Regions from separate parts of the Homo sapiens genome. Here region 2 is linked to region 1. A link is an interaction called in ENCODE POLR2A ChIA-PET data of the cell type or tissue named here. Cell type or tissue: PC-9. All regions are shown on one strand. Region 1 overlaps INPP4A (inositol polyphosphate-4-phosphatase type I A). Region 2 overlaps INPP4A (inositol polyphosphate-4-phosphatase type I A).

The links. ChIA-PET counts read pairs that join two places held together with the same protein. Peaks named below come from ENCODE experiments on the same cell type or tissue, not always from the same donor. Only the 100,000 strongest peaks of a DNase experiment are listed, where the experiment ranks them.
Region 2: POLR2A ChIA-PET joins it to region 1 with 20 read pairs; 3 of 35 experiments call an interaction of 5 or more read pairs at or near these places.

The regions. Positions count from the first base shown.
Region 1 is chr2:98,501,249-98,503,748 of GRCh38, forward strand. The region is part of intron 1 of INPP4A (inositol polyphosphate-4-phosphatase type I A); the gene reads left to right. Among named protein-coding and RNA genes, the nearest start is that of INPP4A, 58 kb to the left of the region's middle. In PC-9, no CTCF peak of the experiment used is centred here; a DNase peak (open chromatin) is centred at 1,503; H3K27ac peaks cover 1,356 bases.
Region 2 is chr2:98,573,900-98,576,399 of GRCh38, forward strand. All of the region lies in intron 23 of INPP4A (inositol polyphosphate-4-phosphatase type I A), which reads left to right. Among named protein-coding and RNA genes, the nearest start is that of COA5, 33 kb to the right of the region's middle. RefSeq lists a silencer at 349-531. In PC-9, no CTCF peak of the experiment used is centred here; no DNase peak of the experiment used is centred here.

The DNA of each region.
Region 1 (2,500 bases):
GCTTGAACCCGGGAGGTGGAGGTTGCAGTGAGTCGGGATTGTGCCACTGCACTCCAGCCTGGGCAACAGAACAAGACTTTGTCTCAAAAAAAAAATGTATTTAAAGAAAAACCTGTGGACCACAGTACAAGGTCATGGTAGAAGCAATGATTTCCTGAGTGTCAGTAGTTCAGGAAATACTGTAGTAGTATCCATGCTAGCTTCGGGAGGTGACAGTGGAAGTCAAAGTCCTGCCCCTTTCCAGCCTTGCTGGTTGTACACAGAATGTTGAGGTCAAGAACCCCCCCAGCCCCCCATTCTCTGAACCTTGATGCCCTCACTGAGGCAGGGAGTAATGATTTCCCTATGGTGGGGCAGGCCTTGTTTTTAGGAGCAAATGACAAAACAGAATAAACACCATTGTTACCATTTGGGGCACTCCACCAGCACAGAATCATAGACTGGGGGAGGGAGGTGAGGGCTGGGGAAAGGGACCACATCTGGCAGGGGGCACTGAAGTGCCTAGTTTGTGATTTCCCTGGAATTTGATAAATTAAAACCTGGACCAGGTCAAGAGCCCAGGGGCTCCAACTCTACATCAGTTGCGTTTCCATCACATTTATCTGCGTCTCACTAGTGGTTGAAGAACATGTCTGGCCCCTGCACTGCTGAGCTGAGCAGTGCTGTGAAGCGTTCAGCAGCATTAGTGTTAGTCTTGGCCTGTGCAGGTTTCTCTGACTGATCCTGTGGGTATCTATGACCTCAGTTATCTTCGTACATCAGTGCCCACCTGCTCCCAGGTACACTGTTCTGGAATGATGTGAATTTGTTCACACCTTCCTAGTGGGTGTGCATCTGGCCATCCAAGAGTCTGGTCCTCACGGAACCCTGGTTATGGGGCCAGATGATAGTCCTGAGGGCATTAGGTGATACCTGTGTTCTCCTGGGCTGGCTGAGTTCTCCAGATGAGAGAGAGCATTCCTTCTGCCAGAGGCCTGCCCACAGTGGCTCCACTGTCAGTGTCCTGGTTTGCATGTACAGAGGCAGGGCTTGAAGTTGGGTGGTAAGTGGGGGCTTGAGGTGGCTACATGTTGGTTTACAGTTTTTAGTTTTTCTATAGGTTTCTTCCAGTGGGAGATGGGAATACTTCTAAAAAATGAATTCCAAAGTCACATTTTCCCTGATCTCTTTATTTCCCAGCTACCAAGAGTGTTTTAAAAAATGTAAAAGCACACATAGAGATTTTAATTAGCTTTCACTGTCACTGCTCTTGGTGGTGGTAATTTTACATATGATATGTGACAGGGAGACACTTTGTGAGGGCCTTTGTTCTCAATGTATTCTCTCCCTCTCATAACTCAGATGTAAAATTTGGAGAAAGAGATAATGGTGAAAGTACCTCAACATTGTCTTATTTTCACATTGATATTCCTACTCGTTAGCATTTTCCATGGAAACAGCACCACAACCAGATTAGGAATCTTTCTGGAACAAAGGGAAAATAGTTCTTGTGACTTTTGTGAGCAGTCTCACTACTGCATTGTTTATGGGTGAGGTCACCAAGGAGACCTAGCTCAAAGGCAAAAGATGGCCCTGCTCTAAGGGTTTTATTAATAGACCTGAAATTGCTTGCCCTCTTGAATTACCCAAGTGGTTTTAGTTTCTTTTGTTGTTTTTGAGTTATTGGATTTTATTTTATATTTGCAGAATCAGTGCTTCCTTCAGAGATAGGGAGTTTGGACGGACTAGGTTTAGTTGTGCTGATGACAAATGGACCTTTAGAACCCCTGGAGACCTCCTGGGACAAACGAGTTGCCCTTTATGTGTTGGTCGTGAATGTTGCCTGTTCATGTGGTGGTGGGTGCCATCTTGACCCAGCTTTGCCAGGTCTGAGCAGGGGTCTGTCTTTGCTGGTGAGAAGGGATGCTCATTGCAATTCTTGTGGGCAGGTTCCTCCCTGGTTTGCCCCAAGTGAGAAAGAGATTTGTCTTCAAAAGCCCAGTAGGAGAGTCCAAGAGAGTACCAGGACTTTTGAGATTGGTTTGAACAATTGAGATCCTAGGGAGTTCTTCACTGCCTGCAAGCTAAAACCCAGCTCTGTGGTCTGGTGTTAAAGGATCTCCAGAATTGACCTCGTCCTGGCTCTCCAGCCCCATTCTCTGTCCTTGATACACAAGACTTTCCTGTTTCCTGAGTGAGTGCTTGTTGCTGGATGCACCTGTGCCTGTTCCTTTTGAAGTCAGATCAACTCGCACCTCATCTGGATCATCTTTTGCCAGATTTCAAGCTTCTTCCTTGCCTCTGTAGCAGCATGGGGCATGCATCTCATTTTGTCTTGGAGTTGTGTTATCTGAATGTTTTACTCCATCATTAAACTGTTGGATTCTTGCAGGCAGAGATCACTTCTGATTCACTTGTGTGTTCACTGTAAGTGCCTAGCTCAGTACTTGTTGAACAGATGAATGGACAGTTCCAGATTACAGACTCCTTTGGACACTCTCATCAGAAGGCATTTCAGGTC
Region 2 (2,500 bases), 73 kb after region 1:
CTTTAAAGAGTGAACATTCCCCTCCATCTTTTGAGTTCCTCAGCTGGTCAGACTTTATCTTTGTGGGAAGCGTGGGGTGGATCAATCTGCAGGTCTCCCCTCTCTGGGCCTGGCTGCCCTCTAAATCTTTTCATTATAACAGAACACATTTTGAAGCACAAAGTGACAGGAAGTTCGGCAGGTTTCTCAGGCCTCATTTTTGAGGTATCCTCTTGGTTTTGGGGCCTCATCTGGCATTGCTTGCTCAGGCCAGGCCCAGCAAGCGGGGTGTAGGGCAGGGCACACACTGGCTACGGGGGTCTCTGCAGCAGGACAGAGGGGGCTCCCTACTTTTATTTTTCCTGGGGGGTTGCTAAACCCCCCTGGCCAGGCTGTGACAGCCTCTTACCTAAGTACCTTAAGAGATTTTGTGTGAAAAGCAAGCCTTTCCCACAGGACACGAAGAATACAGAGGGTGGCCGGGCTCGGTGGCTCACGCCTGTAATCCCAGCACTTTGGGAGGCCGAGGTAGGTGAGTCAGCTGAGGTCAGGAGTTCGAGACCAGCCTGGCCAACATGGTGAAACCCCATCTCTACTAAAAATACAAAAATTAGCCAGGCGTGGTGACGCATGCCTGTAATCCCAGCTACTCGGGCGGCTGAGGTAGGAGAATTGCTTGAACCTGGGAGGCGGAGGTTGCAGTAAGCCGAAATCACACTACTGCACTCCAGCCTGGGTGATAGAGTGAGACTCCATCTCAAAAAAAAAAAAAAAAGAATGCAGAGGGTGACACAGCTAGGTGTCTGAACAGTGGTGGGGGATGTGCGTTCACTGATGCGTTCTCCTTGGAATACACACACAGGCAGTTTACAGACGAGTAGTGCAGAGACCTTGTGCATATCTTGTTTGGGAACTGTGGTTCTACCTGTCTATTGCCATATAATAGAAAAATCATTAAGTATAGGGACAACTGACCATCCCCTGTCACCAGAACAGAAAAGCAGTCCATCAAGTCCTGTATTTCTTGTTCCCAGTAGAGATCTCAGGGTAACAAGCATGAGTGTAGAGGTGCAAGGCTCTCAGAGACCCTTGGCTGCATGGGTTCTCACGTTGTCCACCGAATCCCAGGCATCCCCTGGGGATAAGGGGTTGTGGGGCAGCAGTGCCAGCCACTCAGGTACTGAGTCCTTCCATCCCCAGTTTGAGCAGAGCTGCTCTCCTTTTCAGGCTCTTATTTCTTTTTGTTTGTGTGTATGAATAAAGGGTCCCTGGCTGAATAGCTGGAATATCTTTAGTCAGGTCTAAGCCTATATCTCATGGATGGGGAGACCCAGCAGTGCACCACAAGTGGCTGGTGTCCCTCTGGGATGGAAGCCTGGCACTGCAGTGCCCTCTTGGGCAAGGATGCATCACTGGCCATCCCTGCCTGCCTTCCAGAACCTCACGTTAGCTCTGGATGCAGCATCTATGAATTTAAAGCTTTTTGAAACCTATAGTTCCAGCTTCCGTCATGTGTTTGGGTCATGAACTCTACAGCCCACAGAATTTAGTGCACATACCAAGTTCACTCTTGCTTTGTCAGTTACAACTTTACAAATTTGATTAATTTACTCTCCATTAGCTTAGGGTCTGCTTATCTGCTTAGGGCCTGTTATTTTTTTTTCTTTCTTTTTGTTGGTCTGTTCTCAGAAGAAGCCTATTCTCCTTCTGATTGTCTTGCCTGAACATTGGGTCTTTTGTTTTGCCTTTCCCTAGACGAGGTTCTTAGCACTGTACCATGTTCGTGTCTAGTGATGATCCTGGTAGTGACTGGCATGCTCTTTGGCTTTGCTGGCCTGACAAGCAGGTGTTGTGCCATCTTCAGGAGTTGATGAGACACTGATATTTTTCTGGCATACAACAGATACCCGGAGCCCACCATCATATCACTTGGATGATGTTTCATTAAATACCAGCCTTGGTGTCATAGTGCAGTATCTGATACGGTGCATAGTCCTTTATCTGAAGCCCCTGTGGCCAGATGCTTTGGAATGCACAGGTTTTCAGATTTTAGAAAGTACTGTGGTACACAGTTGGTGTTTACTTATGTAAGTAATATGGTGCCCATCGCATATGTGTACCATGGTATACATACAGGATTTAACATCCCCGGGGGAGCCTGAGACAGCACTCTGCAACCAAGCTCATATTATTGCCACACTGAAAAGTATGAATATTTACATAAAATGGGATAAGTAAAGATTGCAAGTAGTCTTATATCAGCTCAGGTCTGGTTGTGCTGCCAAATGAGATTGCCACAGATTTACATGAAAAAATTACCTTGTTTCAGAGCTTGATGGATTTGGTGACTGTGTGCCTAGGATTGTATCTAGAGGTGCAGGGAAAATGCCCTGAAATCTCCCCATGGGGAGAGGAGGTGCACTCAGGTGGCCTTTTCCCAGTCCAGAGGCTGCCCTGCCCCCTACTCTGTGAGCCATTCAGTTGTGAGGAGGGAAGTGTGCTGGCAGTAACTCTGCTACCG